Regions from separate parts of the Homo sapiens genome. Here region 1 is linked to region 2. A link is a loop called in an ENCODE intact Hi-C map of the cell type or tissue named here. Cell type or tissue: MCF 10A. All regions are shown on one strand. Each heading gives the region's core, and the rest is flanking DNA. Links, peaks and the distances in the headings are about the cores only. Region 1 holds the start of LOC105371710 (a long non-coding RNA gene). Region 2 overlaps FOXN1 (forkhead box N1).

Region 1 (15,857 bases), core at 6,417-11,416, 310 kb after region 2:
GGGTTTCTCTATGTTGGTCAGGCTGGCTTTGAACTCCTGACCTCAGCTGATCCGCCCACCTCGGCCTCCCAAAGTGCTGGGATTATAGGCATGGGCCACTGTGCCCGGCCCTCTTCTGTTTCTTTACTTCCCTTTTATTTATTTATTTTGTAGAGATGGGGGCTCAGTTTTTTGCCCAGGCTCAAACTATCCTCCTGCCTCGGCCTCCCAAGGTGCTGGGATTACTGGCATGAGCCACCGCGCCTGGCCCTTGTTTCCTTTCTTCTCTAATAAACTTACTTTCACTCTACTCTGTGGACTCACTCTGAATTCTTTCTTGCAGGAGCTCTAAGAACCCTCTTTTGGGGTCTGAATCAGAACCCCTTTTCAGTAACTCCCATAGTGCTTGCCACAGAGCCCTGATCTGAAATCACCAATTCACGGCCTGCAGATGCACTAAATGAAGATGATAGTGGTGCCTCTTCCCCTGCCCAACACCATGCCCTCTGGCACAAGGAGGATGGCCACTGGCAGTGATGGGGATGGAGTAAGTGCTATGAGACTAGGAGAGGAACACCCCAGAAACACCTGAGGTCACAGAGTGAACGAGGCAGGTAAAGGAGCAAAGGGAATGGGGTCCCCACATACGTGACCCCAGGGCAGCAGTTTGGCCTGCACTGTGTCCTCCATCACAGCCCCGGTCTTAGCTGTCTAACTGCAATCTCTGCTGCTTTCAGTGAATGACCAACGAGTGGTCATTTATTGCACATCTGTTCTGGGCCTGGTGGGGGCAGCGGGAGGAGATGAAGAAGCAAAGGTTCTGCAAGGAAGTTCAAGCTGTATGAGGAGCCGGGGGATGGCTTGCTTTTTTTTTTTTTAGACAGGCTCTCACTCTGTCACCCAGGCTGGAGTGCAGTGGCATGATCATGTTCACTATAGCCTCTGCCTCATGGCTCAAGGGATCCTCCCATCTCAGCTTCCCAAGTAGCTGGGACCACAGGTGTGTGTCACCACAGCCAGCCAAATTTTTTTTTTAATTTTGTGTAGAGATGGGCTCAAGTGATCCATCCGCCTCGGCATCCCAAAGTGCTGGAATTCAAGAGGGAGCCACTGCACCCAGCCAAGACGGTTTTTTGTTTTGGGATTTTTTTCTTTTTTGAGATAGAGTCTCACTCTGTCAACCAGGCTGGAGTGCAGTGGCACAATCTCAGCTCACTGTAAACTCTGCCTCCCGGGTTCCAGTGATTCTCCTGTCTCAGCCTCCCGAGTACCTGGGATTACAGGCGCCCGCCACCATGCCTGGCTAACTTTTGTATTTTTAGTAGAGACAGGGTTTTGCCATTTTGGCCAGGCTGGTTTCGAACTCCTGACCTCAGGTGATCTGCCCACCTTGGCCTCCCAAAGTGCTGGGATTACAGCCGTGAGCCACTGCATCTGGCCAGGGTGGCTTTTTTTGAAAGCAAGGACACGAAAGTTCAGAAAGGGAAGAAGCTGGCTGTGGCCCTCCAGCAAGCTGGCAGCCGTCCCTCACCTAAGGGTGCACTTCAGAAACTTCCTCACAGGTCATTTTACAAATGCCTCTTTGCTACCTTGTGAGGGAGGCAGGAATTACTCTTTGCTCTTATCAGATGAGAAAACCAAGGCCCAGTGAGGTAGCTGAGGTTGTCTAAGGTCACATGGGAGTCAGGAAGCGTCAAGACTAAACCCCGGTCTGCATGGTTCCAGCCTGGCTTTATCCCTGTTTCCAGACACCACCCTTCCGCCCCCGACCTCTGCCACTGGCCAGAGCCTGGCCCAGCCCTTAGGCCAATGTCTTATTCCAAAATTGAATGGCAGCAGCAGAGGACGGGGGTAAATTGGGGGGTAGCTGTCCCCAGATGCCAGGACCTATGCCCTAGAGAAACCTTTGCTCTGGGGATAGCTGTGACACCCACACGCATACCTTGAGCACCTTGTCTCACCCACTCTGAGCCAACTCAGGACCCAGTGGGGGCTCACTCCACTAATTTGGAGCCTGGGCTCTGCCTCCACTTCTCTCTGCCCTGGAAACTCCATGTGCCTCCAGGGCCTCCTGAAGACACACAGGGAGAGTTAGATATTTCTCCTTTCCTGTCTCCAGTGTCCGCAACAGCAAATCCTATCATTGCCACTCCAAATTGTTCTCAAAGAGGACGGCTTCTTTCTTGCTGAAATAGAGACTACACCAAGCTACAAAATACAGTGTTGGGGAGGTGAACAGGGAGGGCAGGGCAGGAAGGTTCCTGGAGGGAATGAGGCCTGAAGTGGCCTTGAAGGTTGGGGCAGGGGGAAATGCTATTTCACAGAAGTGGGGCTGTGGCAGTGGGGCTGAGCACTTTAGGGGCACACACTGAGGAATTGCAGGAGGAGGAGGAAGGGGTGTTATGAAATGCCTGGAGTTTCCAGGAAATAGTTTAGATTTCGTGTTTAGTAGAAACAGAACTGCTTTGGGATGAGAACTCTTACCTCTGTCCCTCACTCTATGGGTTCCTGCAAGCCTCTCTCCCTCTTGGCCTTGGGATTCCCATTGGTTCAATGAAGAGATAGGACCCAATGATTTCTAAATGACATCCAAAGGATATCATGTTTCTAGCAGATAATTCTAGGTGCCCAAATATCCACATTCTCCTTTCATCATCAAAGAGCTTGAGATGGTACATATGTAGGTTTGTTATATAACAACAAAAAAATCCATTTATAAATAAAAATATTTTTAAAAACAAAGAGCTTGCGATGGGCCCGCAGACACTCAGCTAAAGATGTCTCATAGGTTGTCCTTGCAGCTAAGTGGGGCCATGAGACTAGGCTTTAACCAGTGGGCTGAGAGTTAAAGTGATTTTTGCCATTCTGTTTTTAGGAATGGATGTGTCTGCCTGTGGCAGATTATATTTTTCAAAGATGACCACAAAAATATCTCCTATCTCATGTGTGATTCTACAGTGGGGTCTATGTCCCCTCTTCTTGAATGTGTGTGCACTTGTGACTGCTTTGACTAACAGAGTATGGGGTAGGATGCCATGTGACTTCTGAGGCTGGGTCACGGAAAGCAATTGTTATAAGTTAAATTGCATGTCCCCGCCCCCCACCAAATTCATATGATGCAGTCTTAATTCCTGCTGCCTCCGAATGTGACCTTATTTAGAAAGAGAATCATCGTGGATCTAATTAGTTAAGATTAGGTCATACTACAGTGTGTGAGACCCTAATCCCGTAGGACTGGTCTTATAAAAAGGGTAATTTGGGCACAGAAATAGACATGCATAGAGGGAAGATGATGTGAAGAAACACAGCTCAGACACCCATCTTCAAGGCAAGGAGAGAGGCCTGGAACAGATCAGAAGGAATCAACCCTGCCAACACCTTCATTTCAGACTGCTAGCCTCCAGAACTGTCGTTTAAACACCCAGTCTGTGACTCTTTACTATGGCAGTATGGTAGGAGACCACCACTTCTCCTGTTGTCCTTCCCAGTTTCTCCCCAACCTCCCCTTTTCCCTAGTTTATAAGACAGGAGAAAAGGGAGAAAGCAAAAAGTTGGAAAGAAACAGAAGTAAGATAAATAGCTAGACGACCTTGGCGCCACCACCTGGCCCTGGTGGTTAAAATGATAATAATATTAACCCCTGACCAAAACTACTGGTGTTATCTGTAAATTCCAGACATTATATGAGAAAGCACTGTAAAACTTTTTGTACTGTTAGCTGATGTAGGTAGCCCCCAGTCACGTTCCTCACACTTACTTGATCTGTGATGACTCTTTCACGTAGACCCCTTAGAGTTGTAAGCCCTTCAAAGGGCTAGGAATTTCTTTTTCGGGGAGCTCGGCTCTTAAGATGCGACTCTGCCGATGCTCCTGGCCGAATAAAAACCTCTTCCTTCTTTAATCCAGTGTCTGAGGAGTTTTGTCTGCGACTCATCCTGCTACATTTCTTGGTTCCCTGCCTGGGAAGCGAGGTAATTGATGGACGGAGGGTCGAGGCAGCCCCTTAGGTGGCTTAGGCCTGCCCTGTGGAGCATCCCTGTGGGGGACTCTGGCCAGCTTGAGTGACGCAGATCCTGAGACCACTCCCGGGTAGGCAATTGCCCCGGTGGAACGCCTCATCAGAGCAGTGCGTGGCAGGCCCCTGTGGAGGATCAACGCAGTGGCTGAACACCGGGAAGGAATGGGCACTTGGAGTCCGGACATTTGAAACTTGGTAAGACTGGTCTTTGGAACTTGCCCACTCCATCTGAGTGGAAGCGTGGCCTGATCACCCATGGCGTGCCTGTACCGGCACTTTGGTTTTTGTTTTTGACTTGACTTGAATTGCTTGATATTTTGGTTTTGGTTTTGACCTGGCTTGGACTTCTGGATACTCGGATTTTGGTTTTGATTCTGGTTTGGTGTAAACTGAAAAAGTGTGTGTGTGCCCTTTTTACCTGTTCTTTGTTCTGTGGTGTGTGTGTGGTGTAAGCTTGGTGTTTTGTCTTGAGGAAACACGGGTCAGACACAAAGTAAGCCTACTCCGCTAGGAACTGTGTTGAAAAATTTTAAGAAGGGATTTAATGGACACTATGGGGTTACTATGACACCAGGGAAACTTAGAACTTTGTGTGAAATAGATTGGCCAACATTAGAAGTGGGTTGGCCATCAGAAGGAAGCCTGGACAGGTCCCTTGTTTCTAAGGTATGGCACAAGGTAACTGGTAAGTCAGGACACTCAGACCAGTTCCCATGCATAGACACTTGGTTACAGCTGGTGCTAGAGCCCCCACAGTGGCTAAGAGGGCAGGCAGCAGCAGTGCTAGTAGCAAAGGGACAGATAGCCAAGGAAGGATCCCGCTCCACCGTCTGAGGGAAACCAACTCCTAAAGTTCTGTTCAACCCAACATCAGAAGATACATTGCAGGAGATGGCACCAGTGATCCCAGTGGTGCCCTCCCCTTACCAGGGAGAGGGGCTCCCCACTTTTGATTCCACAGTGCTTGTACCTCCGCAAGACAAACATATCCTTAGGCCACCCACAGTAGACAAGAGAGGAGGTGAAGCCTCGGGAGAAACCCCTCCCTTGGCAGCTCGTTTAAGACACAAAACTGGGATACAAATGCCCCTGAGAGAGCAGCAGTATACTGGTATAGATGAGGATGGTCACGTGGTGGAGAGGTGTGTTTTTGGGTACCAGCCCTTCACCTCTGCCCACCTTCTCAACTGGAAAAGCAATACCCCATCCTATACTGAAAAGCCACAAGCTCTAATTGATTTGCTCCAAACTATTATCCAGACCCATAACCCCACTAGGGCTGATTGCCACCAGTTGCTCATGTTCCTCTTTAACACAGATGAAAGGCGGAGAGTGCTCCAAGCAGCAACTAAGTGGCTAGAGGAACATGCACCGACTGATTACAAAAACCCCCAAGAGGATGTAAGGACCCAGTTACTGGGAACCTACCCCCAGTGGGACCCAAATGAAAGACAGGATATGCAAAGGCTAAACCGATACAGGGAAGCTCTCTTGGAAGGATTAAAGAGGGGAGCCCAGAAGGCCACAAACATTAACAAGGTCTCTGAGGTCATTCAGAGAAAAGAAGAAAGTCCAGCACAATTCTACGAGAGACTGTGTGAGGCCTATCGTATGTATACTCCCTTTGATCCCGATAGCCCTGAAAATCAGTGCATGATTAACATGGCTTTAGTTATTCAAAGCACAGAAGACATTAGAAGAAAACTGCAGAAACAGGCTGGGTTTGCAAGGATGAACACATCACAGTTATTAGAAATAGCTAACCAGGTGTTTGTAAACAGGGATGCAGTAAGCCGTAAGGAAAACCAGAAAGAGAATGAACGTCAGGCCCAGCGAAACGCTGATCTGTTAGCTGCAGCAATCAGAGGGGACCCCCCAAAGAGGCAAGGGAAGGGGGGCCCCGGGAAAGAAACTCAGCCTGGCTGTCAGAGCTTGCAGCGTAATCAGTGTGCTTATTGTAAAGAAATAGGACATTGGAAGAACAAGTGCTCTCAGCTAAAAGGAAAACAAGGTGACTTGGAGCAGGAGGCACCAGACAAGGAGGAAGGGGCCCTGCTCAACCTGGCAGAAGGGTTATTGGACTGAGGGGGACTGGGCTCAAGGGCCCCCAAAGAGCCTATGGTCAGGATGACAGTTGGGGGTAAAGACATTGATTTTCTTGTAGATACCGGTGCTGAACATTCGGTAGTAACCGCCCCGGTCGCCCCCTTATCCAAAAAGACTATTGACATAATCGGAGCCACGGGAGTTTCAGCAAAACAAGCTTTCTGCTTGCCCCGGACTTGTACTGTAGGAGGACATAAAGTGATTCATCAGTTTTTGTACATGCCTGACTGTCCCTTGCCCTTGTTGGGAAGGGACTTGCTTAGCAAGCTGAGAGCCACTATCTCTTTTACAGAGCATGGCTCTTTGCTGCTAAAGTTACCCAGAACGGGAGTCATTATGACCCTTACGGTCCCCCGAGAGGAGGAATGGAGACTTTTCTTAACTGAGTTGAGCCAAGAGATAAGACCAGCTCTGGCTAAGTGGTGGCCAAGAGTGTGGCCTGAAGACAACCCTCCAGGGTTGGCAGTCAACCAAGCCCCCATACTTATAGAAGTTAAGCCTGGGGACCAGCTGGTTAGGCAAAAACAGTACCCGGTCCCCAGAGAAGCTCTTGAAGGTATCCAGGTCCATCTCAAGTGCCTAAGAACCTTTGGAATTAAAGTTCCTTGTCAGTCTCCACGGAACACTCTCCTCCTGCCTGTTCCCAAGCCTGGGACCAAGGACTACAGGCCGGTACAGGATTTGCGCTTGGTTAATCAAGCTACAGTGACTTTACATCCAACAGTACCTAACCCGTACACATTGTTGGGGTTGCTGCCAGCTGAGGACAGCTGCTTCACCTGCTTGGACCTGAAAGACGCTTTCTTTAGCATCAGATTAGCCCCTGAGAGCCAGAAGCTATTTGCCTTTCAGTGGGAAGATCCGGAGTCAGGTGTCACTACTCAGTACACTTGGACCCGGGTTCCCCAAGGGTTCAAGAACTCCCCCACCATCTTTGGGGAGGTGTTGGCTCGAGACCACCAGAAGTTTCCCACCAGAGACCTAGGCTGTGTGTTGCTCCAGTATGTTGATCTTTTGCTGGGACACCCCACGGCAGTCGGGTGCGCCAAGGGAACAGACACACTACTCCGGCACCTGGAGGACTGTGGGTATAAGGTGTCCAAGAAAAAAGCTCAGATCTGCCAACAGCACGTACATTACTTGGGATTTACTATCCGACAGGGGGAGCGCAGCCTGGGATCAGGAAGAAAGCAGGTCATTTGCAATCTGCCAGAGCCTAAGACCAGAAGGCAGGTGAGAGAATTCTTAGGAGCTGCGGGGTTTTGCAGACTGTGGATCCCAAACTTTGCAGTATTAGCTAAGCCTTTGTGTGAGGTCACAAAGTGGGGGGGACCGGGACCTTTTGAATGGGGATCCCAGCAACAGCAAGCCTTTCATGAGTTAAAGGAAAAACTTATGTCAGCCCCAGCCCTGGGGCTATCCGATCTGACAAAGCCTTTTACATTGTATGTGTCAGAGAGAGAAAAGATGGCAGTTGGAGTTTTAACCCAAACTGTGGGGCCCTGGCTGAGGCCGGTGGCCTATCTCTCTAAACAACTAGACGGGGTTGCTAAAGGATGGCCCCCATGTTTGAGGGCCTTGGCACCAACTGCCCTGCTAGTACAAGAAGCAGATAAGCTGACTCTTGGGCAAAACCTGAACATAAAGGCCCCCCATGCTGTGGTGACTTTAACGAATACTAAAGGACATCATTAGCTAGCGAATGCTAGACTCACTAAGTACCAAAGTTTGCTCTGTGAAAATCCCCGTATAACCACTGAAGTTTGTAACACCCTGAACCCCACTACCTTGCTCCCGGTATCAGAGAGCCCTGTCAAGCATGATTGTGTAGAAGTATTGGACTCAGTTTACTCTAGCAGACCTGACCTCTGGGACCAGCCTTGGGCATCAGTAGACTGGGAACTATACGTGGATTGGAGCAGCTTCATCAACCCACAAGGAGAGAGATTTGCAGGGTGTGCGGTGGTAACCCTGGGCACTGTTGTTGAAGCCAGATCGTTGCCCCAGGGCACTTCAGCCCAGAAAGCTGAACTCATTGCTTTCATTCAGGCCTTAGAACTCAGTGAAGGTAAGACTGTCAACATTTACACTGACTCTCGGTATGCCTTTTTAACCCTTCAAGTGCATGGAGCATTATATAAAGAAAAGCGCCTATTGAACTCTGGGGGAAAGGACATAAAATATCAACAAGAAATCTTGCAATTATTAGAAGCAGTATGGAAACCACACAAGGTGGCCGTTATGCATTGCAGAGGACACCAGCGAGCTTCCACCTTGGTGGGTTTGCGGAATTCCCGCGCTGACTTAGAGGCTCGAAAAGCAGCATCTGCCCCCTTCCGGGCATCAGTCACAGCACCCCTGCTCCCTCAAGCGCCTGATCTTTTACCTACTTATTCTAAAGAAGAAAAGGACTTTCTCCAGGCAGAGGGAGGACAAGTGATGGAGGAAGGATGGATTCGGTTACCAGATGGGAGAGAAGCTGTGCCACAGCTGCTAGGAGCCGCAGTTGTGCTGGCTGTGCATAAAACCACCCATCTAGGCCAGGAGTCACTTGAAAAGTTGTTAGTCCGGTATTTCTACATCTTGCATTTGTCAGCCCTTGCCAAAACGGTGACGCAGCGGTGTGTTACCTGCCCAAAGCATAATGCGAAGCAAGGTCCAGCTGTTCCGCCCGTCATACAAGCTTATGGAGCAGCCCCCTTTGAAGATGTCCAGGTGGACTTCACAGAGATGCCAAAGTGTGGAGGTAACAAGTATTTACTAGTTCTTGTGTGTACCTACTCTGGTGGGTGGAGGCTTATCCAGCACAAACTGAGAAAGCTCGTGAAGTAACCTGTGTGCTTCTTCGAGATCCTATTCCTAGATTTGGACTGCCCTTACGGATCGGCTCAGATAATGGGCCAGCATTTGTGGCTGACTTGGTACAGAAGAGGGCAAAGGTATTGGGGAACACATGGAAACTGCATGCTGCCTACCGGCCTCAGAGTTCCAGAAAGGTGGAGTCGATGAATTGGACTATCAAAAATAGCTTAGGGAAAGTATGTCAGGAAACAGGATTAAAATGGATACAGGCTCTCCCTATGGTATTATTTAAAATTAGATGTACCCCTTCTAAAAGAACAGGATATTCCCCTTATGAAATATTGTATCATAGGCCCCCTCCCATATTGCAGGGACTTCCAGGCACTCCCCGAGAGTTAGGTGAAATTGAGTTACAGCGACAACTACAGGCTTTAGGAAAAATTACACAAACAATCTCAGCCTGGGTAAATGAGAGATGCCCTGTTAGCTTATTCTCCCCAGTTCACCCTTTCTCCCCAGGTAATCGAGTGTGGATCAAGGACTGGAACGTAACTTCTTTGTGCCCACGGTGGAAAGACCGTAGTCTGTCGTCCTGACCACTCCCACCGCTGTGAAGGTAGAGGGAATCCCAGCCTGGATCCACCACAGCCGTGTAAAACCTGCAGCACCTGAAACCTGGGAGGCAAGACCAAGCCCAGACGACCCTTGCAGAGTGACCCTGAGGAAGACGACAAGCCCTGCTCCAGTCACACCCAGAAGCTGACTGGTCCACGCACGGCCGAAGCATGAGGAAGCTCATCGTGGGATTCATTTTTCTTAAATTCTGGACTTACACAGTAAGGGCTTCAACTGACCTTACTCAAACTGGGGACTGTTCCCAGTGTATTCATCAGGTCACTGAGGTAGGACAGCAAATTAAAACAATCTTTCTGTTCTATAGTTATTATGAATATATGGGAATGTTAAAAGAAACTTGTTTGTATAATGCCACTCAGTACAAGGTATGTAGCCTGGGAAATGACCCACCTGATGTGTGTTATAACCCATCTGAGCCCCCTGCAACCACCATTTTTGAAACAAGATTAAGAACTAGCCTTTTCCTAGGTGACACAAGTAAAATAATAACTAGAACAGAAGAAAAAGGAATCCCCAAACAAATAATTTTAAGATTTGATGCTTGTGCAGCCATTAATAGTAACAAACTAGGAACAGAATGTGGTTCTCTTAACTGGGAAAGGAGCTACAGAGTAGAAAATAAATATGTTTGTCATGAGTCAGGGGATTGTGAAAATTGTGCCTTTTGGCCATGTGTTATTTGGGCTACTTGGAAAAAGAACAAAAAAGACCCGGTTCATCTTCAGAAGGGGGAAGCCAACCCTTCCTGTGCTGCCGGTCACTGTAACCCACTAGAACTAATAATTACCAATCCCCTAGATCCCCATTAGAAAAAGGGAGAACGTGTAACCCTGGGGATCGATGGGACGGGGTTAAACCCCCAAGTTGCCATTTTAATTAGAGGGGAGGTCCACAAGCGCTCTCCCAAGCCAGTATTTCAAACCTTTTATGAGGAGCTGAATCTGCCAGCACCAGAACTTCCGAAAAAGACAAAAAATTTGTTTATCCAATCAGCAGAAAATGTAGCTCATTCCCTTAATGTTACTTCTTGTTATGTATGCGGGGGAACCACTATCGGAGACCGATGGCCTTGGGAAGCCCGAGAGTTGGTGCCTACTGATCCAGCTCCTGATGTAATTCCAGTTCAGAAGGCCCAAGCTAGCAACTTCTGGGTCCTAAAAACCTCAATTATTGGACAATACTGTATAGCTAGAGAAGGGAAAGTCTTTATCATCCCTGTAAGAAAGCTTAATTGTATAGGACAGAAGTTGTACAACAGCACAACAAAGACAATTACTTGGTGGGGCCTAAACCACACTGAAAAGAACCCATTTAGTAAATTTTCTAAATTAAAAACTGCCTGGGCTCATCCAGAATCTCATCAGGACTGGGCAGCTCCCGCTGGACTATACTGGATATGTGGGCACGGAGCCTACATTCGGTTACCTAATAAATGGGCAGGCAGTTGTGTTATTGGCACTATTAAGCCGTCCTTTTTCTTATTACCCATAAAAACGGGTGAGCTCCTAGGTTTCCCTGTCTATGCCTCCCAAGAGAGGCATAGTTATAGGAAACTGGAAAGATAATGAGTGGCCCCCTGAAAGGATCATACAGTATTATGGGCCTGCCGCATGGGCACAAGACAGCTCATGGGGATACTGAATCCCCATCTACATGCTCAATCAGATCATATGGTTGCAGGCCATCTTAGAAATAATTACTAATGAAACTTTGACTGTTTTAGCTTGGCAGGAAACCCAAATGAGGAATGCTATCTCTCAGAATAGGCTGGCCTTGGACTACTTGCTAGCAGCTGAAGGAGGAGTTTGTGAAAAATTTAACTTAACCAGTTGCTGCCTACAAATAGATGATCAAGGACAGGTGGTTGAAAACATAGTCAGGGACATGACAAAGGTGGCACATGTGTCTGTACAGGTTTGGCACGAGTTTGATCCTGAGTCTTTCTTTGGAAAATGGTTTCCAGCTACAGGAGGATTAAAAACCCTCATTGTAGGTGTAGTGCTAGTAATAGGAACTTGCTTGCTGCTCCCCTGTGTATTACCCTTGCTTTTTCAAATGATAAAATGTTTTGTTGCTACTTTGGTTCATCAAAAAACTTCAGCACACGTGTATTATATGAATCACTATCGCTCTATCTCGCAAAGAGACTCAGAAAGTGAGGATGAGAGTGAGAACTCCCACTAAAAAGTGAAAATTCTCAAAGGGGGGGAATATGGTACGAGACCACCACTTCTCCTGTTGTCCTTCCCAGTTTCTCCCCAACCTCCCCTTTTCCCTAGTTTATAAGACAGGAGAAAAGGGAGAAAGCAAAAAGTTGGAAAGAAACAGAAGAAAGATAAATAGCTAGACGACCTTGGCGCCACCACCTGGCCCTGGTGGTTAAAATGATAATAATATTAACCCCTGACCAAAACTACTGGTGTTATCTGTAAATTCCAGACATTGTGTGAGAAAGCACTGTAAAACTTTTTGTAGTGTTAGCTGATGTAGGTAGCCCACAGTCACATTCCTCACACTTACTTGATCTATTATGACTCTTTCACGTAGACCCCTTAGAGTTGTAAGCCCTTCAAAGGGCTAGGAATTTCTTTTTCGGGGAGCTCGGCTCTTAAGATGCGAGTCTGCTGATGCTCCCGGCCGAATAAAAAACCTCTTCCTTCTTTAATCCGGTGTCTCAGGAGTTTTGTCTGCGACTCGTCCTGCTACAGCAGCCCTAGCAAACTAAATAGCAATGCCATCTTCATCCAATTCTCTGGAAATAAGCGGGAAGCCAGCTACAATGTAAGTCCAACTACCCCAAGAATATCGTGCTGGAGAGCCCATTTGTAGGTACGACAGTCAACAGCCCCGGCTGAACTCAACAGCCGGCACCAGCATGGGAGTGAGACTCCTCAGGCATCAGCCCGGTGGATCATTTAGATAACTGCAGATCTGCCAGCCTCTGATGGTATCCGCATGTGAGACTCAAAGCGAGAACTGCTGAGGTGAGCGCTTCCTGGTCCTGACCCACAACATCATGAGTGACATACAATGGTTGTTTGAGGCTGCCAAGTTTTAGGGTAACTTATTATACAACATAGTAACCAGAGCACCTACCCTCTCCCTTCCCCCACTTGCCACTGGCTGGAACACAGATGAGGTCATGGCAGGCTGTCTTCAGTCCTGTCAATGACATAGATGAGGGCATGGGGAAGCCACAAATGAGGAGCCTGGGCTTTTGGATGCCCTCGTGGAGCAGAGAGGCCAGCTCCCCAGATGTCACTTGCATTTCAGGTAAGAGAAATAAATTTCCTTTCTGTTTAAGTCACTGTTAATTCTATCTGTTTTTTTAAGCCAAATCAATATCCTAGTAATATCATATATGTAAAACGAACAGCTCAGAGTCTAGCACATAAATAAGTGCTTTTTGGAAAAGGTAATTATTGCTATTATATTAATTATTATACTAATAATAGTTATTAATAATATTATTACCCTAAACTGCTCAACACTCTTCAAAATGAACATGAGGTGGACCCATGTCACTGATGGTCAATGAGACATGACAAGCTGGGCAAAAATTGTCTGTGGTCATGCCTAATTCATACCAGGTCTCTCTTCCATCCACCTTAAACTGACTACAGCTCTCCCAGGCAGACCAATAGATAAGGGATCACAGACACCAGCGCACAGACACATCCTCCCACTCCCCACCCACACAGTGAGCTGAAGCTCCGGGTAGCCACTGTATGCTCCCATCCCACCTGTCCTATCGCAGGAGAGAAGACAGGCAGCAAAATGGGATGGAAAGTGGGTCTAAGATAATGAGTGGGGAGAGGGAGCCAGAGAAACTAACTCCATCCCCAGGAAATCAGGCAAGGCTTCCGGGAGGAGGTGACCACTATCCTGAGAGTATCTTCCAGGCTGAAGAGAGGGAAAGGGCTCTCTGCAAGCAGGGACAGTGGCCTGGGCAAAGGCACAGAGCATCAGAATCCACATAGCCAGTGACCTACAGCTGCCTCTTCAGCTTCACCCTTTCAGCTCTACCTCCAGGGAGGCTGGAGGGCAGCACAGGGGAGGGTGGGTGTCAGAGCCCTGTGGCCCCCTGGGGACCTGTGTCCAAGCAGGGACCTCCTCTGCAGCTATGGCAGAGTTAGCTTTAGAGTCTTCTCTTCTTCCAGAGCCATGGAACTGCAAACAGTACTTCAAAACCCTGATCCACACAGGGATGCCTGCAGTCTTCCTGTCCTTTTCACCCTCTCTGGGTCAAAGGCTTTGGCCTCAACCCTGATTCTCCCCCTCATCTCCTAGCCCCCTGCAAGATTTGGGCAGGTCTTGCTGAACTAGAGGCCCAGGAGACATCCCATAGATACAGGAGGCTGCATCTGGAGACATCCCATAGATACAGGAGGCTGAGGAAGGAGACATAGGCCTTTCCTTCCTGAGGCCCCAGGAGGGAGACAAGACACAAAGACACAGACAGAAGTCTCAGTGAATAGAGCAGAGGCCCTGAGAGCTGGGCAGCCAGAGAGGGCAGGAAGAGTGCAATTAGGCAATCAAGGCAAGCTTCTTGGAGGAAAGGGGCAGGAAAGGGTGCATGTCAGGGGAGATCACCCTACAGGCAGGCTCTGGAATCGGTGCAGAATGGTGAGTTTAAACATCCACAGCGCCCTTAGGCTTCAGTATCTAGTCCAGGGGAGGGGGGTACATGGGAGGGTGTCCCTATGGCCTTGTCACTAGGAAAGCACAATTCCTGACTTATCCACTGAGTGTGGATTCAGCGAGATGAGAGAGGGCGGTTTTTTAGCGATCGGGCAGCCTCCACACTCCCCATTGCTCCTCTGCTCGGGGAAAGGGGGACGGTAGAAATTACCTGCCTCTCCCGCGGCTCCTGTCCACGCTCCCTGCCCCTTTTTCCAGAAACCCATCCACCCCTGCCCCCACTCAACTAGAGTTCCTTCCACAGCAGCCCCTGGTCTGGGCGCTGTCCAGCCCCAGGCTGGGTGGTCGAATTTTCCTTGGGCTCCGAGCAGAGGGAACCCCCGCGCTCGCCCCAGCCTTGTCCTGGAGCGCCTCTGTCCGAGTAGGTTTTCTCTCCTCTGGCCCCCACGCCTCCACCCTCCACTTCCACGAGACGCCACCTCCACGAAGGAGAAAGGAAAGAAAATACAAAGGCACACATTCCGTTTCTGTGCAATTCGCTCTTTATTTTGGGACCAGGGAAGGACCACACACAGCCCTGCAGCTCAGGGGGCGGGGGCATCCAGACGCGGGACTGCAGTACCCGAACCCTGCCCAGACGCCGCTGTCCGGAGGCGAAATCCGGGTTTCCAGGGTCGGGAGTGAACATGTAAATGAGGTGGGCGTGGTCTGCAGGTCTCCCAGGAGGCCTCGGGTGTCCTCACCACAGGTCTGCGCCTCCGGCCTGCGGGATCGAAGGGAAAGGAATCCGATCCGGGGAGGCAAGCCTGGGAGACGTCGTAAGTGATGGACCAGGGTGGGGCCAGACCGCGCTCTCGGAGGCAGGATGTTATGTGACTTGATGGGGGCGCTTTTACCGCCACCTGCCGAGGCGGTCCTCGCAGTCTGGGAAGAACGTTTTGGAGAGGCGCGCGACCGGGCGGCCTAGTTTCCCATACCTGAGGGCGGGGCCTGGAAGGGCGCGGTCAGATCTAGCCACGCCCCCGGTGGAGCGGGGCCGCAGGGGGAGAGCCCCAGGGGTCCCGCTCCGCCCGCCCCGCGCCTGCGCTCACGACGGCTGAGTGACCAGGATGAGGTAGTGGCGAGGATAGGCGTAGCAGCGGCTCAGCTACCCCAGGAAGGCGTCTTCGCCGGGAGCCTCGGGTTTGATGGGGTAGGCGTCGACCAGCGCCCCCAGGTAGACGAGCAGGGCCAAAAGCACCGTGGCCATGAGAGGCCACGACCTGCGAACCGACACCACCTGGGAAGGCGACATTGGGGTGTGGGTCATTCCGAGCCTCGACCCTCCACGGCGGGAGGCTGCGGCTGCCGTCGGGGCCGTGCTCCGGTGCTCTCCCTGGGGCTGGTAGCGGACCAAGGTTCAGCCACCAGCTTGCCATATGTTCTCCGGCACTGCACCGTCTCCTGCCTCAGTTTCCTAATCTGTCAGAGGGACATAAGCCCTGCCTGACGTAACCCCACCCCCACCCCCGCTGCTGTCCAGAGAGGTAGATTAAAGAGGGTTGTGCTGGCAACGGGACTCCCGGGCCTCCTTCCCACCTCCAATGGCCCCCTCCAATCCAGTTTCCCACCACTCACCCCCAGCTTCCACCATCCCAGCCTCAGTTTCCCCACAAAACAGCCTGGATTTCCTAGT
Region 2 (15,857 bases), core at 4,387-9,386:
GTGAGTGGGCCCTTCTCAGCCTCTCGTAGGGGTGGCCTGTCCTGAGCCTGGCTGGCTAGTTGACTTCAAGGACAGACTTAGCCCTGCCTCCTTTTCTTGCTCAGGGTGGAGTTCACAGTGGGAGACAAGCCTGTCAACAACTTCCGCATGATCGAGAGGCACTACTTCCGCAACCAGCTACTCAAAAGCTTCGACTTCCACTTTGGCTTCTGCATCCCCAGCAGCAAGAACACCTGCGAGCACATTTACGACTTCCCCCCTCTCTCCGAGGAGCTGAGTGCGCGGGCAGGGTCTTCTGGGAGTGGGGAAGTGGGGGCGTCTAGAGACTGAGCTGCGGGAGGGAGAGGGACTTGTGGGTCTGATCCCATTTCTCCCCACCCTGGGGCTCTTCTGTGTCTGCCACCATTCCCATATCATCCGTAGAGAAAGAGGCTGGGGATATTTCAGGCTGTTTGGCTGTCCCTGTACCCCAGTCCTGAAGCCCCTGCAGTGGCGGGACTCAAGCTCCTGACCTTTGCCCGGCCTGGCTGGGCCTCTCTTGCAGTCAGCGAGATGATCCGCCACCCGTATGAGACCCAGTCTGACAGCTTCTACTTCGTGGATGACCGGCTGGTGATGCACAATAAAGCAGACTATTCCTACAGCGGGACACCCTGACCCCACGGCTGCCCTGACCCCAGGAGGCTCCAGTTCTGGGCTGGGAGCTGTGACCTCCCCAACGCTCACCCCTCAACCCCAAGTCCTCTGCTTGGGGAGTTCTCCAGGAGCTCCGGACCCTGAGTCAATGTTGGGAGGAAGGGTACCTGGTGTCCCCAGTCAAGCCCATGAAGCCCATGCGGCCTGCTACATGGGGTGGGGTCGTAGGGAGGCTGTTTGCCTCCACGTCTAGGAAGGCCTGTGAGAGGAGCAGTCAGGACTTCCGGACAACTTAGCTGGGCCCTACTTGGGCCCAAGTTTCAGAATAGTGTTCCCCTATCAAGGCTGTGACTAGATCAGGCAGGGATCCATTCCCTGTCCCCTGCCCACTACCTTCAGGCCATTTAGAGTTGTAAATTTACAAAGATCCACGGTGGGCTCCAGCTGCCAAGCCACCCAAGGGAGTCTGGGCCCTAGGCCTAGCCCCATCCCTCCCCATGAGGGGCCAAGACACTGCCTAAGGTGTGGGAGGGACTGGCTGAGATTGCAGCCCATGGTAGGAGCTGGACCAACTGTATATAGTTTTCAATAAACTTTTTCCTTTTCTGTTCTCTGGTGTGGCCAGCCTCTGTGTGTATGGGCAAAGAAGGGAGCAGGGATAGGCAGGAATGTGCTTAAGGCAGTAAAAATTTCTCCTACCTCCCACATTCCAGTGCACTCTCACCCCTTAGTCTTCCTGTCCCCTGATTCTCTGTACCCTGACACCATATAGAGTCAGCATTTAGAACATGATGGAGCTGGAGAGGGTCTTTCTTGTGATGAAGGAGACCCAGACCCTGAGAGGGGAAGCTTTGGCCCAAAGTCAGAGCCAACCCTGGCAGAACAGAGGCCGAAACAAAGGCCCTGAACTCCAGGGTGCAAGGGGAAGGTGTGGGGGGTGGGGGTTTGGCCTTGTCCTCCACGCTACCTTCCCTGAACCCCAGAGGCCACTAGGACCACTGGGTTGTGTTTTTAGCCCTCATGATAGACGGTGGCAGGGCTTTGGCTAAGGCCTGGAGCCATCTCCTTGCCCTCAGCTGCCTTGGGGAGCCCCCATGCCTGGGTAGCCCTGCACATAACACTGCCCTCAGCCTCCACCCCCACCCCAGACTCAGAGGAGGGGGCTGCTTAATGGAGGAAATTCAGGAACTGAGGTGGGCAGAGAGCACACCCTACAGTTTCAGGCCCTCCTTCAGATATGCCCAGAGCTGACGCACCCTCTGGGCTGAGGAGCTCTGGCCCTAGGAGGCCCAGAAGTGCTGGCATTCAGCTTGATTCTGTGAAGCCCTTGCTGGGGGAAGTGGGGTGGAGCTAGGATCTGCACTGAATTCTGGGAATTCTGAAATGAGTGAGACACAAGGAACACATACTCGTCCCTAGGGAAAAAAAAAGGACTGGGGACACGGAGAGCAAGAATCAGAGTCGTTCTGTGTGGAGGGTTCTGGGGAGGATTTTTAGAGGAGGTAGCACTGGAGCAGGTGCTTGTGATGGAAATTGATGGGGAAGAGTGCTTAGGCACAGGGAACAGCATAAACAAAGGCTCAGAGGCAAGATTTGTCAGGTGTTTGTTTGTTTGTTTACTTATTTATTTGAGATGGGGTCTCCCTCTCAAACTCCTGGGCTCAAGGGATTTTCCTGCCTTGGCCTCCCAAAGTGCCAGGATTATGGGCATAAGCCTAGGTGTGTTCAAGAGTCAATATGATGTGAAAAGAAGACAGATTGGCAGAGCCTTAGGAGCAGGGCTTCTGAGAAGTGGGGAGCCCCTGTGGAGGATTAAGTGGGCATGACCTGGTCAGATTATCTCTGGCTGCTGAGTGAATGGTGGATTGGAAAGAATGACACTAATAGCCAAGATTTACTGAGTGCCAGGCTGGGTGCTCTACATGTGTTAACTCATAAACATGGTCATTTCTGAGGAAGGCACTATTATGATGCCCATTTTACAGAAAATGTAGGTCCAGAGAGGTTAATGTACCCAGCCAACGTTGCACAGCTATGAAGTGGCAGAGCCAGGACTTGAATCCAGGCAGTCCGGCTCCATGCACTACCATACTAAAGGCAGGGGGGCAGTGAGGATGAGGAGGGTGCTGCAGGAATCTGGTGAGAGAGAAAGAGAAACTGAATTAGGTCAGTATCCTCAAAGATGGAGAGAAACAGGTGAAACTGATATTTTTAAGAGGTGAGATCCTCAGGAGTGGTGGCTGATTGGATGAGTGGGTTGGAGAGAGGGAGGAGGTGAGGCTGACTGCCTGGTTTGTGGCCTGGGTGCTGGGGTAGCTACAGGTGCCATCACTGGGTTTGGGAATGCAGGTTGGATCAAGGTGGATGCCAGCAGGAGAGGGTGACTTCAGACTGGGACATGCTGTGGCATGGAGGAAATTACCAGAAGACAGGAAAGGTGGGCCCTAAGACCAGGAGGGGAATAAGGGCTGGAGGTGGTGATTGTCGAGGCCATCGGCCACAAGGTGATTTCTGAAGCTATGATGGTGGCTGAGATCATGGGGTCCTCCACTGACACTCTTGTTATTTAGGAATGCCAAATGTCCTGCAATTACTGGGATTCTCCCAAACAATGCTATTATAATACAAATCCCCATCCCCTAATTGAGGGTGCCTGAACGAGAATGTATCACCTTAGGGAAGGCCAGTGTTTGAGAGCAGGGCGGAAGGAAAGGAAACAATGGAGACAGGAGGAGTGAGCCTCCAGGGAGGTGGGAGCAGAGCCATGTTTTGGAGGAAAGAATTTCATCACAAAGCAAGTGGGCAGGAACTATCAGTTGCCACAAAGGTAAAGAAGGAGAATGAGGACAAGAATGTGGAAGGGAGGGATTTGTTTGCAGATGAGGCTGTACAGGTATGAAAGAAAGGCCAGTATAGGGGTGATTTTGCTGTTGTAGTTTATGGGGTTACAAGTCTGCAGAGAAGGTATAGCAAGGAAGAGGACCTTTTCCCAATACCCTGATAATAGTTCTACTCACTGCAGCTGCTAAGTAAAACTGGGTTGAGGTTCTAGATTGGGCCTGCTGCACTTCCATCTTCAGAGAGAGAGGAGGGTCCCTATTCTGAGGTTCTCATCTCTGAAGTAGGCACCCAGTTGGCACTCACCTTGAAAAGAGGCCTGCGTTCCTTGGGCTTGGAGGAGCCTAGGTTGGGAAAAGCCTTGGCCCCATGCCTTCTTTTAAGTCTTCATGCCTCTGGCACTAGTCCTATTGCAAATGGTACATCTTGCTGCATTTAGTTCCTGGCACTGTCCCTAGGAACCTAGAGGCTGCCTGGGAGGAAGACAGGGTGGAGGTGGGGCTAGTCTTGGCTCTGATGTTGATGAGCTGTTGACCTTGAAGGGGCAATTCCCTTTTGTCTCTGAAATGGGCCAGTCATTTTTGCTTTGACTCTTTTTTTTTTTTTTTTTTTTTTGAGAAGGAGTCACGCTCTGTCGCCCAGGGTGAAGTGCAATGGCATGATCTCCAGGGTGCAGTGCAATGGCATGATCTCGGCTCACTGCAACCTCTGCCTCCCGGGTTCAAGTGATTCTTCTGCCCCAGCCTCCCAAGTAGCTGGACCCATTACAGGCACCAGCCATCATGCCCGGCTGATTTTTGTATTGTTGTAGAGACGGGGTTTCACCATGTCGGCCAGGCTGGTCTTGAACCCCTGACCTAGGTGATTTGCCCGCCTCGGCCTCCCAAAGTGCTGGGATTACAGGCCTGAGCCACCGTGCCTGGCCTGCTTTGACTCTTTAGGGGTGTCATGAGGATCCTGCCCCTGGGTAGAGAAGGAAAGCCCAAGTACCACAGGGAAACCCACAGCTCGTGCCCTCCTGGGCTGGCCGGCAAGGTGCTCACTGGGACTGCCAAACCAGTGGTTAAAATACTAAGATCTTCCCTTCCAGCTGTTAAAAAGCTGCTGTCCCAGGCCGCCCTAGCCTGGCCCCTCCCCTAAGAGTCACCCTCCACTTCCCCACCATCTGGCAACTAAAGCAAGGACATTACCCTTTTTTTTTTTTTTGAGTCAGGGTCTCGCTCTGTTGTCCAGGCCAGAGTCCAGTGGCACAATCATGGCTCACTGCAGCCTCAAACTCCTGGGCCTAAGCAATCCTCCTACCTCGTCTCCCAAGTAGCTGAGACTACAGAAGCTACATGTGCCACCATACCCAGCTAATTTTTTGTAGAGATAGGGTTTTGCCATGTTGCCCAGTCTGGTCTCGAACTCCTGTGCTTAAGCAATCCTTCTGCCTTTGCCTCTCAAACTACTGGGATTACAGGCCCAGCCCCTTGCTTTACTTTTCTATGTGTCACAGACTCTCTTGTTGTCAGTCTGCTAAAGCCTATGGACAATAAAAAGGATTTTAGGAACATAAAATATATTGTTATCCTATTTATTTATTTATTTATTTATTTATTTATTTATTTATTGGGATAGAGTCTCGCTCTGTTGCCAGGCTGGAGTACAGTGGCACAATCTCGGCTCACTGCAACCTCCGCCTCCCAGGTTCAAGCGATTCTCTTGCTTCAGCCTCCCGAGTAACTGGGACTACAGGTGCATGCCACCACACCCAGCTAATTTTTGTATTTTTAGTAGAGGTGGGGTTTCACCATGTTGGCCAGGATGGCCTTGATCTCTTGACCTCATGATCCTCCTGCCTTGGCCTCCCAAAGTGCTGGGATTACAGGCGTAAGCCACCCTGCCAGGCCTATCCTATTTATTTTATGTATTAAAAACTATATACAATTGGCCATAGGTTCCGCATCTGTGAATTCAGCCAACTGTGCATCAGAAATGTCTGTACTGAATATGTGCAGACATTTGTCTTGTCATTAGTCCTTAAATAGTACAGTATAACAATGATTGACAAAGGATTTACATTGTATTAAGTATTATAAGTAATCTAGAGATGATTTAAAGTATACGGGAGGATGTGTGTAGGTTATATGCAAATACTCCATCATTTTATATCAGGGACTTACTTGCACATTCATGGATTTTGGAATTTGTGGGAGGCCCTGGAACCACTGTGAGATGACTGTGTGTGTGTGTGTGTGTATCTACAATCATGCACTAGATATCGATGTGTCTGTCATGACAGACTACATATATGTCGACAGTCACATAAGATTATAATACTGTATATATATATATATATATATATATATATATATGTTTTTTAAGACGGAGTCTTGATCTGTCTCTCAGGCCGGAGGGCAGTGGCACAATCTTGGCTCACTGCAACCTCTGCCTCCTGGGTTCAAGAGATTCTCCTGTCTTGGCCTTCTGAGTAGCTGGGATTACAGGCGTGTGTTACCACGCCTGGCTAATTTTTTGTATTTTTAGTAAAGATGAGGTTTCGCCTTGGTGGCCAGGCTGGTGTTGAACTCCTGACCTCAAGTGATGTGCCCGCCTTGGCCTCCCAAAGTGTTGGGATTACAGGTGTGATCCACCGTGCCCGGCCAATACTGTATTTTTTACTGTACCTTTTCTATGTGTTGTAGAAACACACATAGGCATTGTGTTACAATTGCCTACAGAATTCAGCACACTAATATGCCACACAGGTTTGTAGCCTAGTAGCAATAGGCTATCCCATAGAGCCTCTAGGTGTGCAGTATGCTCTACCATCTAGGTTCGTGTGAGTAAACTCTATGATGTTTGCACAATGACAAAATTGCCTAAGGACACATTTCTCAGAACGTATGTCTGTTGTTAAGCGACAAATTACTTTATGTGTGTGTATATGTGTGTGCATGTGTATATATTTGTACATATTTTGTACTATCTATAATACAATTACAAAATATCTGTGATTTCTATTGACAAAGTCACAGGTATTGCCAATGCTAGTGTGATTTGTTGCTGACATTCACAATAGAGGGAAATTCTAGATTTCAGGTAAGGATGAGAGAAAATGAAGATGTAACTTTTTCATGCAAGTTCCTGACCTGGGAATTCTAATCCATTTGAGATCTCTCACATTTAGAATCCCTGAGCAAAAGGATTAATTCCCTCCAAATAACGGACTTGAAGACGCTGCATCCATTCAGACAAATTGTTGCTCACCCTGGCCAGGTGTGGTAGCTCATGCCTGTAATCCTAGCACTTAGGGAGGCCAAGGAGGTGGCGTTGTTTGAGCCTAGGAATTTGAAACCAGCCTGGGCAACATAGTGAGACCCTACCTCTACAAAAAATACAAACATTAGGTGGGTGCGGTGGCCCACGCCTGTAATCCCAGCACCTAACAGAGGCTGAAGTGGGAGGATCACTTGAGCTCAGGAGTTCAAAACTAGCCTGGGTAACATCGCGAGACCCCATATTTACTTAGAAAAATAAAATTAAAAAGATGGTTGCTCACTCTAATAATGGCTATATGCTTGGTATGGGGTGGCCAGCAGGGGGCAGCATATGAGTGGGAGTGTGGGGCTCATTTCAGGGTGGAACTGAGGCCCAGTTAAAAAAAGTCTGAGGGCCTGGTTACACTCTCTCTCTCTCTCTCTCTCTCTCTCTCTCTCACACACACACACACACACACACACACACACACAAAACTAGACCCAAGTCCTACCTGCTTGCTACCTGTCTTCTTGCATTAGGGGCCAGTTCACACACAGGTGTGCTGAATGTGCCCACTGGCCAGAGTTTTGACAGAGGGTCTCCTGGAGGAGATGGCCTAGCCTGGGTATATAAGGCAGGTTTGTCTGAGCTCTCAGAGTCTCAGGACCCGAGGCAAGCAAATGGGTCCCAATAGGATTCTCCCAGGAAACATTTGCCCTGTGTTTGGGGGCCTGGATGTCATCAAGACACAGGCCCAGGGTTGGACAGAGCTGGTGTGCAACATCGCCTGAGGTCTTGGCAAAGAGCCTGCACCTGCTTCCTACACAGCCAGGGCCAGGCTGGGGCAGGTGGGCCTTCCTCTTGGGTGCACCCGCTGGCCATGCCTTCCCCACTCCCTATCCTACCTCAGCCCACCAGCCCTGCATCTAGCCTTCCAGCCTCTGCTGGGGCGGGTGCTGGGGTAGGTGGGGTTCTATTATGGGGTCTTTTGCAGACCTATCCTCTCAGAGGTAGGTGTTGGCTGGCCCCCTGGGCCCAGCCCCAAGAAGAGCTTTGTTTTTTTTATGAGACAGAGTCTCACTCTGTCACCCAGGCTGGAGTGCAGTGGCACAATCTCAGCTCACTGCAACTTCCACCTCCCAGGTTCAAGTGATTCTCCTGCCTCAGCCTCCTGAGTAACTGGGATTAAAGGTGCCCACCAGCACACTCAGCTAATTTTTGTATTTTTAGCAGAGGCAGGGTTTCACCATGTTGCTCAGGCTGGTCTCGAACTCCTGATATCAAGTGATCCACCCATCTCGGCCTCCCAAAGTGCTGGGATTACAGGCATGAGCCACTGTGCCTAGCCATCCAAGAAGTGCTTTCTTTTCTTTTTTTTGAGACAGAGTCTCACTCTGTTGCCCAGGCTGGTGTGCAGTGGTCCAATCTCGGCTCACTGCAACCTCTGCCTCCCGGGTTCAAGCGATTCTCCTGCCTCAGCCTCCCTCCTGAGTACCTGGGATTACAGGCGTCCACCACCACGCCCAGCTAATTTTTGTATTTTTAGTAGAGATGAGGTTTCACCATTTTGGCCAGGCTGGTCTTGAACTCCCAACCTCAGGTAATCTGCCTGCCTGGGCCTCCCAAAGTGCTGGGATTACAGGCGTGAGCCACCGTGCCCAGCCTTCATCCAAGAAGAGCTTTCTAAGCAGAGACACCACTTGTGGCTGCTCTGGGACCTGGGGATCATGTATGTGCTTTTGGCTCCCACATCTGCCCCATCTCTCTTGAGACAGTGCTGCGGTGACACCAACCCCACCTGGAGGTGACACCTAGGGGGTGAGTCTGAAGTGGGACTGAGTGAGCCCCTGACCATCCAGAGACCACTCTCCAGGACCAGCAGTGCACACAGCACCAGGGCATGCTCCATTTTGTCACCTGTGGAACTCAGGGCCCCAAACCACTTGGCATCTCTTTCAGCCAGGGACAGATTGGAAGCAGAAAGGCACAGTTTGGACAGGGCAGCAACTCCTTCTTGTGTGAGGAGATGGGGGTGCAAAGAGGGAGTGGGCAGACCTCAGAGGCAAGGGGTCTGGGGGAGGGCATCCCCTCCATTCCTCTGGCCAGGGCAGCCTCTTCCCTGCATCTCTTTGGAAGTTCTCCTGGGAAGAGGCCCTGCTCACCTGCTCCTCAGCCTCCCCAGTGGGTCAAGAAGTTTTCCTAGATGCCTCACTCTTTGGATTAGAAACTTCCTAGTTCTGGGTGAGGGTGACAGGGACGTCACAGGCCCAGGGCATCTGCCATCAGTGTGGCCTGGCCATTTTGCTTAGGGAGAGGGGCCAGAAATGAAAGCTTGGTAGTGAGACCACAAGGCACTTGCTTTATTGTTCCAGGACAGGGGACAATGACAAGCCATCGCGGGATCTGCTTATGCCTCCTATAAGCCTGGGGCCAACCTGTGGAAGTTCTTGTCACCCCCAGGCCCAGGGTGGGCTGAGGTTCCCCCTCGATGGGGTCAGGCTCATGGCAGGCACCTGGGCCACACCCCGCAGGGCCAAGGGTATCCCTTGTGCTTCCCGGGCACCCTAGGTCTGCCAAGCAGTCAAAGCGGGGGTGCTTTGCATGGGTGCTTCCCTGTCACCCTGTGCCAGGCTTTTCTCCTGAATGCCCAGGTTGCCTGAGACAGTTGGAAGTAACTAACAGGTGCTCCTCAACTTATGATGGGGCTACATCCGGAGAAACCCATCGTGAGTGGGAAACATCGTAAGTCGAAAGTGGTTTTTGACTTTCGGTGGTTTCAATTTACAATGGGTTTATCGGACATAACCGCATCCTAAGTCGAGGAACATACTGAATGTGTATTGCTTTTGCACCATCTTAAAGTTGAAAAAGTGTAAGTTGAACCATCATAAGTAGAGTTAAGCCAGGACCTAAACTATGTGAACTTTTCTTTCTGGAGGAGGAGTGAGATTGTGGTGACCTGGAGGGGGCCCTTCCTGCACCCGGGACTGGGGAAAAAGGACATGTTCAAGTTTCCGAGGGCAAGGGCTTTTCCAAACACTGCTTCGGAATTGGGCTCAGTTTGGTGCCCGGGTAGATGTTGCCCCTTCTGTATGTCACCCTGGGGAAAGCTGGACAGAGCATGTACTAAGGATGGGTAGAGAATGGCTGAGTGGGTGCTGCCAATTAGCAGCTCCTGGGGGGGTCCACAGACAACCCAGGGAGGAGCTCTCTGTCTCCTCCTTCTTGCTGGGCTGTTGGGATGAAGATGGGGGAATAAATACAGGGCGCTTCTGGGAAAGAAAATGACGAGGGGGCCAGGACTGCAGAGCATGTGGATGTCAGAATGGGGGTCTGGGGGGATCTTTGGCCTGGCACAGGGCCCTGAGCTTTTGGTAAGCAAAGCGCTCAGCTCTCAGTTGCCCCAGAAACGAAGTCGGGCTCTCAGTGATGGAGTGCTGGTTCCTCTGGCTGTAAGATATGTGGGTGGGTGTACATCTGAATAATTTGTGTGTGTGCACGAGGGCTTAAGTGTGGATGAGTGTGAGCTAGGGACAGGGCATTTTCCTCTTGCCCAGACGCTTGCTCTTTGGGGGCCCTGGGTGAGGAGCTGGGCCACCACGTGGCAGAAATGTGTGAGAGGCAGCACCCCAGGTGATGTCCTCTGCGCCCCCAGCTACCAGCTGACACACACGTTGGCTTAGTGGCATAGGGGACAGGTAGTATTTTCCTTCCTTGACCTTTAAGGTGAGCCCGATGTGGGCGGCCGGCCAGGACTTCCAGACCAGGCAAACGCTGGAGCTGACGAAGCTGGGCACAGCTCATGCCAGGGCCACGGGCTTGGAGCTGGGGCTGAGGTACACAGAGGGGCCTGCAGGGGCCGTGGGGGGCGTGGGCTCCAGCTCCATAAAGGCAGAGTAGAGGGTGGTGAGGTGCAGGTCACCCAGTGCCCCGGAGCCACCACTGCCCGGGGCTGCCAAGTCACCTGCCCCACTGCCTGTCTCTGTCAGACAGGGCCCAGGGGGGAAGCAGTGAGGTGGTGGCTGGGGTGGTGGCATCGAAGATGATGTCGGGGATGAGGTCACCAGTACCAGGGGGTCGAGGGCCAAGCTATCATCCTTCAACTGTTCCCACAGGTTTCCTAGATGGGGAAGGAGAGAACAGGTGTCACTGGGAGGCACCGGAGGAGCCCTGTCTGGCCCCTCCTCCCTGTCAATCTTCACATGCTGCAGAGAGCAGGGGTCAGGGTGACATGTGCTGGGAACAGAGCCTGGCACTAGCTTGTGACCCCAGGCAGTTGCTGAACCTCTCAGCCTCAGATTCCTCCTCCCGTGTAGCACAATCTGAAAGCCGTCGATCTAGATGACCTCTGTGGTTCTTTTTGGGGGGTGGGCATTGGGGAGGGGTTGATGCCTGCTGACAGGCTGACAGCATGGATGCCAATGTTGTGCACTTGGGAGTGAACCCTGGCTCATGCCCAGTCTCCCAAGGAAGGTAGATTTGCAGCCCAGATCAAGCAGCTTCCGGCAGTGTACTCTGGACCTAATGGGATGGATGGGCATGGCTCCCTGGGTCTCCTCCACTGCAGGGCCCAGGGAATGGGAGCAGAGCCAGGATGCACACCTGAGTCCGAGGAGCAAACAGTGCTGCCACCTGTGGACCCTCATCATGGCTGACCAGGGCCTGGGGCTCCTGCACTGGGTATCCAGGCTGCAAGCTCTGGAGAGAGAGGGCCTGACTAAACCCTGGATTGGATTTGGCTGCCTGGGTTCCAGTCCCAACTCTCCCTCTTTCTAGCTAAGTGACCTAGAGTAAGTTCTCAAGCCTCTGTGTGCTTCCATGAAGCAGGTTTAATAATCCTTCCTATCCTCTAGGCCCAGATGAGAAAGCACATAGAGAGCAGCCAGCCTGATGCCTGATGCCTAGCAGGGGATCAAGTAAATGTTTTTCGTATCCCACATGTCTATAGCTTCCTCTGAGGCTGATTGAGCCCTGCTCCCCACTTCTGGACTGGGCTGAGGATCTATGTGCACTTTTCTAATAGCTTCCTAAACCTGGGTTGTCTCCCCATCGGGTTGGGAGCTCTCTGAGGACAGGCTGCCTCCATCAGCTTGTGAATGTCCCCCACCCCTGTGCACACAGAGTCTGAGGCCTGGGTCGTCACCCCGTTCCAAACCTCCTGTGGCCAGTATCAGGGCCTGGGATGCACTGGAATTTAGACGGGAATGGGTGGGCTTAGCCATCTGCAGAGACGGAGCAGCCAAGATGGAGTGGAATGGGTAGAACCCTCCCCAAACTCCTATCTCCAAATCTCTCCAGGACTTGCCCAGCTCTGAGACTCTTCCTCTAGGGTAGAGTCTCTCTCCTTCTGCTTTAGAAGATGAACTCTGATAAAATGCAAATGCATCTGAGAATGTTCAGACTACTGGTCACTCACAATCGAGTATAGAATAGAACACGGAGCCCTTTGCAGTCTCTCCAGAGCTGAGAGTGGTTTTTTTGTTTGTTTGTTTTTGAGGCGGAGTCTCGCTCTGTCACTCAGGCTGGAGTGCAGTGGCACGATCTTGGCTCACTGCAACCTCCGCCTCCCGGGTTCAAGTGATTCTCTAGCCTCGAGTAGCTGGGATTACAGGTGCATGCCACCATGCCCAGCTAATTTTTGCATTTTTAAATAGAGACAGTGTTTCTCCATGTTGGCCAAGCTGGTCTCGAATGCCTGACCTCAGGTGATCTGCCCACCTCAGCCTCCCAGAGTGCTGGGATTACAGGCGTGAGCCACTGTGCCCTGCCAAGAGTGGTTTGATGATGAGGTCAGTTGGACCATGTTTGGAGCACCAGGAGGAGGGAGACAGGGGCAAGGACATCCCTCTTTCCCCATTCTCTGGATGGCAGAGAGCAAGTGGGAAGCTCCCCCTGCCAGGTCCAGCCTCCTCTGCTTCAGTTGACCAGAAACCCAGCCACTTGCAGGCTGCAGTCTGGAGACTTGGAGAAGATGAGTCCCACTGCCAGGTGCTCCTCTCCAGTCCTGTCCCACCTTCCCTTTCCCACCCCCAGCTCACCCTGGAAGTCGAAGTCAGTGAGTGAGGGATTGATGGCATCCAGGTCAGTGCCAAGGTCTCCATCTGGCAGCAGGGTGTCGTGCATAGTCCTGGCTGGGGAAGGCTCGGCCAGTAGCTTGGCACTGTGGCTGGGTGGGGTGTGGGCAGGCAGAGGCGAGTCCTGGGGGGTGCCTGGCTGGGCCCGCAGCTCAAGGTGCCCGTCCGGCTGTGGGAACAATGGCTGCGGGGGTCCAGGAGGGGCCAGGCCTGGTGAGAGGTGCAAGTATGTCTGCCCATAGCAGGAGGGTGTGTGCCCCATAAGTAGGTCCTGCAGGGGGTTCTTGCCAGGAATGGGGCCTGGAGCTGGGTGGAGTGAGTGCAGTGGTGGGGAGAGGCCAGCTGGGGGTGCCAGGGGCCGGATGGGGCCTGAGCCGGACAGCCCAGGGGGCGGACAGCCCAGGAGTGGGGAGCCCAGCTTTTCTCTCTTGTCTCCAATGAGGCTGTCCAGCTCTTCTGAAAGGCCCAAGAGAGAAAGAACACCATGAGACCTCCCTCCTCCACAGTCTTCCCCAGACTGGAACCCTTACTCGGGGCCTTGCCTCATTCTCTGATTCTCTCTTTTTTTTTTTTTTGGCTCATGAGTACCCTGGGCCCTTCCTTGCGTGGCCCGGCCGGCCTCACCTGGCTTGGCCATGCTTTTGCGCACAGCAATGGGATCTTTCCTCTTCCATTTTTGCAGCTCCTCTTGCATCTTGTCGATCTTGGCCGGATTGAGGGCCCACAGGCAGCCCTTGCGGGAGGAACTTCCTGATTTGTTCTCCACCTTCTCGAAGCACTTGTTGAGGGATAGGTTGTGCCGGACAGAATTCTTCCAGCCATCGGGTGCTGTCTGCCGGAACAGAGCAAGACAAGCATTCAGGCCAGGCTCAGGAAGCCAGAGCGGGCTTCAGGTCTGGGTTCTAGAACACTCCTGTTTCTCCTCTGGGCACAGAGCTGCCGCCCACTCTGGGGCTTGTTGTCCTCCTCAGCACCCATCCCTTGCTTGGTACCCTTTGGTGGTAGGGGACGGGTGAACAGGAACCTTGACCCCAAGTTATTTTCATCTCAAATCTGCCTTCATCCCACCCGCATCCCTTCCTGACCCCTCAGAGGACTGCCGAGGTGATTCGGAAAGCCAGGGCTGGTGGGCGCTACAGAGGCCTTCTGACCCACAACACTCTCCCATCTGAAGCTGAGCCACTCCCCACTGGGTCTCCATGCCTGTGCTTGGACCCCTCTGTGGAAGGGGGACTCATTACTCTGAGGTCTTGTGGCTGGCTTTAGACAGGGGAATTAGGGGAAGAATGCTCCTCTCCTGGGTCTGCCTTATCCCCTCTGGGACTAACTTGGGAGAAAAGAAAGATGGGCGAGGTTGGTGAGTGTTTGGGTGTGTGCGGTGTGTGCATTGCACATATGTTTGTGTGTCTAAGTGGGTTTGGTATATGAAGGGACAGTGCGTATGAGCATGTGCATACGTCCCTAAGTGTGTCATCCTGGCATAAGCAACGTCTCCTGGATACTCCTTCATGGGTCCATGAATTCCTCGACTGTGAGGATGGCTGTGTGTGAGAAAGTCTCTCTGGGTGTGACTGTGGGTAGCCATGATCGTATGATGTGTGGGTGTGAGTGTTTGCATGAGTGTGCCCAGGGGGCGTGCCCTGGTGGGGAGGCCAGCCCTCAGGCAGTGGGGGGGGGTGCTCGTGCCAATAGAATAAACACCCATTAGGAGGCCTGGTCATGCCACCAGTGTGGTAATTGTGCCCAGGGAGGGTTGTAAAAACCATTAGGCTGACTCAGTTGGGTGAGAGGCGGTGGCGGGAGTGCCAGTGGGCCCCCTGCCCGCCCACCTCCAGCTCTGTTCCAGGCTCTGTGACAGCCCTGAGTTCAGCAGGGGCTGACTGTGGGTAGGGCACTCGCTCTGGCCGGTGGGGCTCCTTCGCCCTCATTCCCTGGCCCCTCCCCCTTTCAGCCCAAAGTTTCTGCTTAATGAGGGGCGGCCACTCCTTCCTCCTCAGCTCACTTGCCCCAGGGAGCAGCCAAGCTGAATCATGCCCAGCAGAACTGGGTCTTGATGCCAGCGTCACTCCAAGTGGCTGGCAGGACCTGGTGCAGCCTTTCTTGGGGGCAGCTGGCCTGGGGCAGGTTGCTGGTTGAGATGACCCCTAAGGCTCCCAGGGTCACCAGGGAGGATTCTTGAGCCACCAGACCAGCCAACTAGGGATTCACCTTCGACTCCCACCACAGTCTCCACTAGGAGTTAAGGCCACGTTGCCCCATGGGCGGAGTTAATGGGCGCTGGGGCCTTTTATGGCCCCATGAATCTGTGACTTTGGGATGCCAGGGCAGCCCCCACCCCAGCCACTTCCTGTTTGGAAGAGGGATGGTCAGCACTAACAATTATGTCCAGTGGCTGGACACTTCCCCAGCCCCACATCCCTGACTCATGGGGCTATGGGATGCCCACAGCAGCTGCCTTGGGCATGAGTGCTGGCCACTCCAGGGTCCAGTCTATCCTTGCCCAGAAAAATGATCTTCAAAAGGGAAGTGAGAGATGGAAAGAGGTGGGGGATCTTTGAACTAAGGAATTTCCTTAGGTGGGTCACAGGGGAACTGTCAGAGTCAGAAGGAATCTATGTGCCAACGGATCTGACCCACTTTACAGACTGGGAAACTGAGGTTCAGAGAAGAAAGGGCCTAGCCCTGGATCACACAAGGAGGCAGTGACAGAGCTTAGCCTCCAACTCTGTCCCCCAGCTAAGGGCCCTGCCCAGGTCACCCCATAGGGCCTGCCTCACAATCTGGGGCCCATCCCATCCTCACAGATGCTTTCTCTCTGAGATCAAATGTAAACTCAGGAGTGAGGGAGTGATGCAAGTGGCTAAAAGCAACAACTAGAACCAAAGGGAACAAAAAGCTGTTAGACCTCTTCACTCCTCAGCCCCATAAAACAGGGATTACATGGCTCCCAGGAAAAATAATTAAGCCAGGAAGATGAGATGCGGGGAGGGGTGGGGGCCAGGCCGGGAGCTGGTGGGGAAGGAAGGCTGAGAGGACTGGGCTTTTCCCTCTCTCTGCCCTGGCCCC

What was found. Peaks named below come from ENCODE experiments on the same cell type or tissue, not always from the same donor. Only the 100,000 strongest peaks of a DNase experiment are listed, where the experiment ranks them.
Region 1: it touches region 2 in a loop (13-fold over the local background); 3 of 110 quality-filtered maps call a loop at or near these places.

The regions. Positions count from the first base shown.
Region 1 is chr17:28,226,910-28,242,766 of GRCh38, reverse strand. It overlaps LOC105371710 (a long non-coding RNA gene), which reads left to right and starts at 14,927. Exons shown (of 4, transcript XR_934638.2): 1 at 14,927-15,000. It also overlaps the pseudogene PYY2. RefSeq lists a silencer at 3,610-3,904 and enhancers at 13,995-14,644, 14,645-15,294. In MCF 10A, for the core only: CTCF peaks have their summits at 9,095 and 9,297; a DNase peak (open chromatin) is centred at 8,716.
Region 2 is chr17:28,532,097-28,547,953 of GRCh38, reverse strand. FOXN1 (forkhead box N1) reads right to left here. Exons shown (of 9, transcript NM_001369369.1): 7 at 13,416-13,623; 8 at 12,756-13,247; 9 at 9,054-10,837. The coding sequence ends at 10,518. It overlaps UNC119 (unc-119 lipid binding chaperone), which reads left to right. Exons shown (of 5, transcript NM_005148.4): 4 at 105-277; 5 at 545-1,246. The coding sequence ends at 657. Among named protein-coding and RNA genes, the nearest start is that of UNC119, 13 kb to the left of the region's middle. RefSeq lists enhancers at 1-182, 166-215, 236-345, 183-1,020. In MCF 10A, for the core only: a CTCF peak has its summit at 7,055 (motif pointing right); a DNase peak (open chromatin) is centred at 7,063.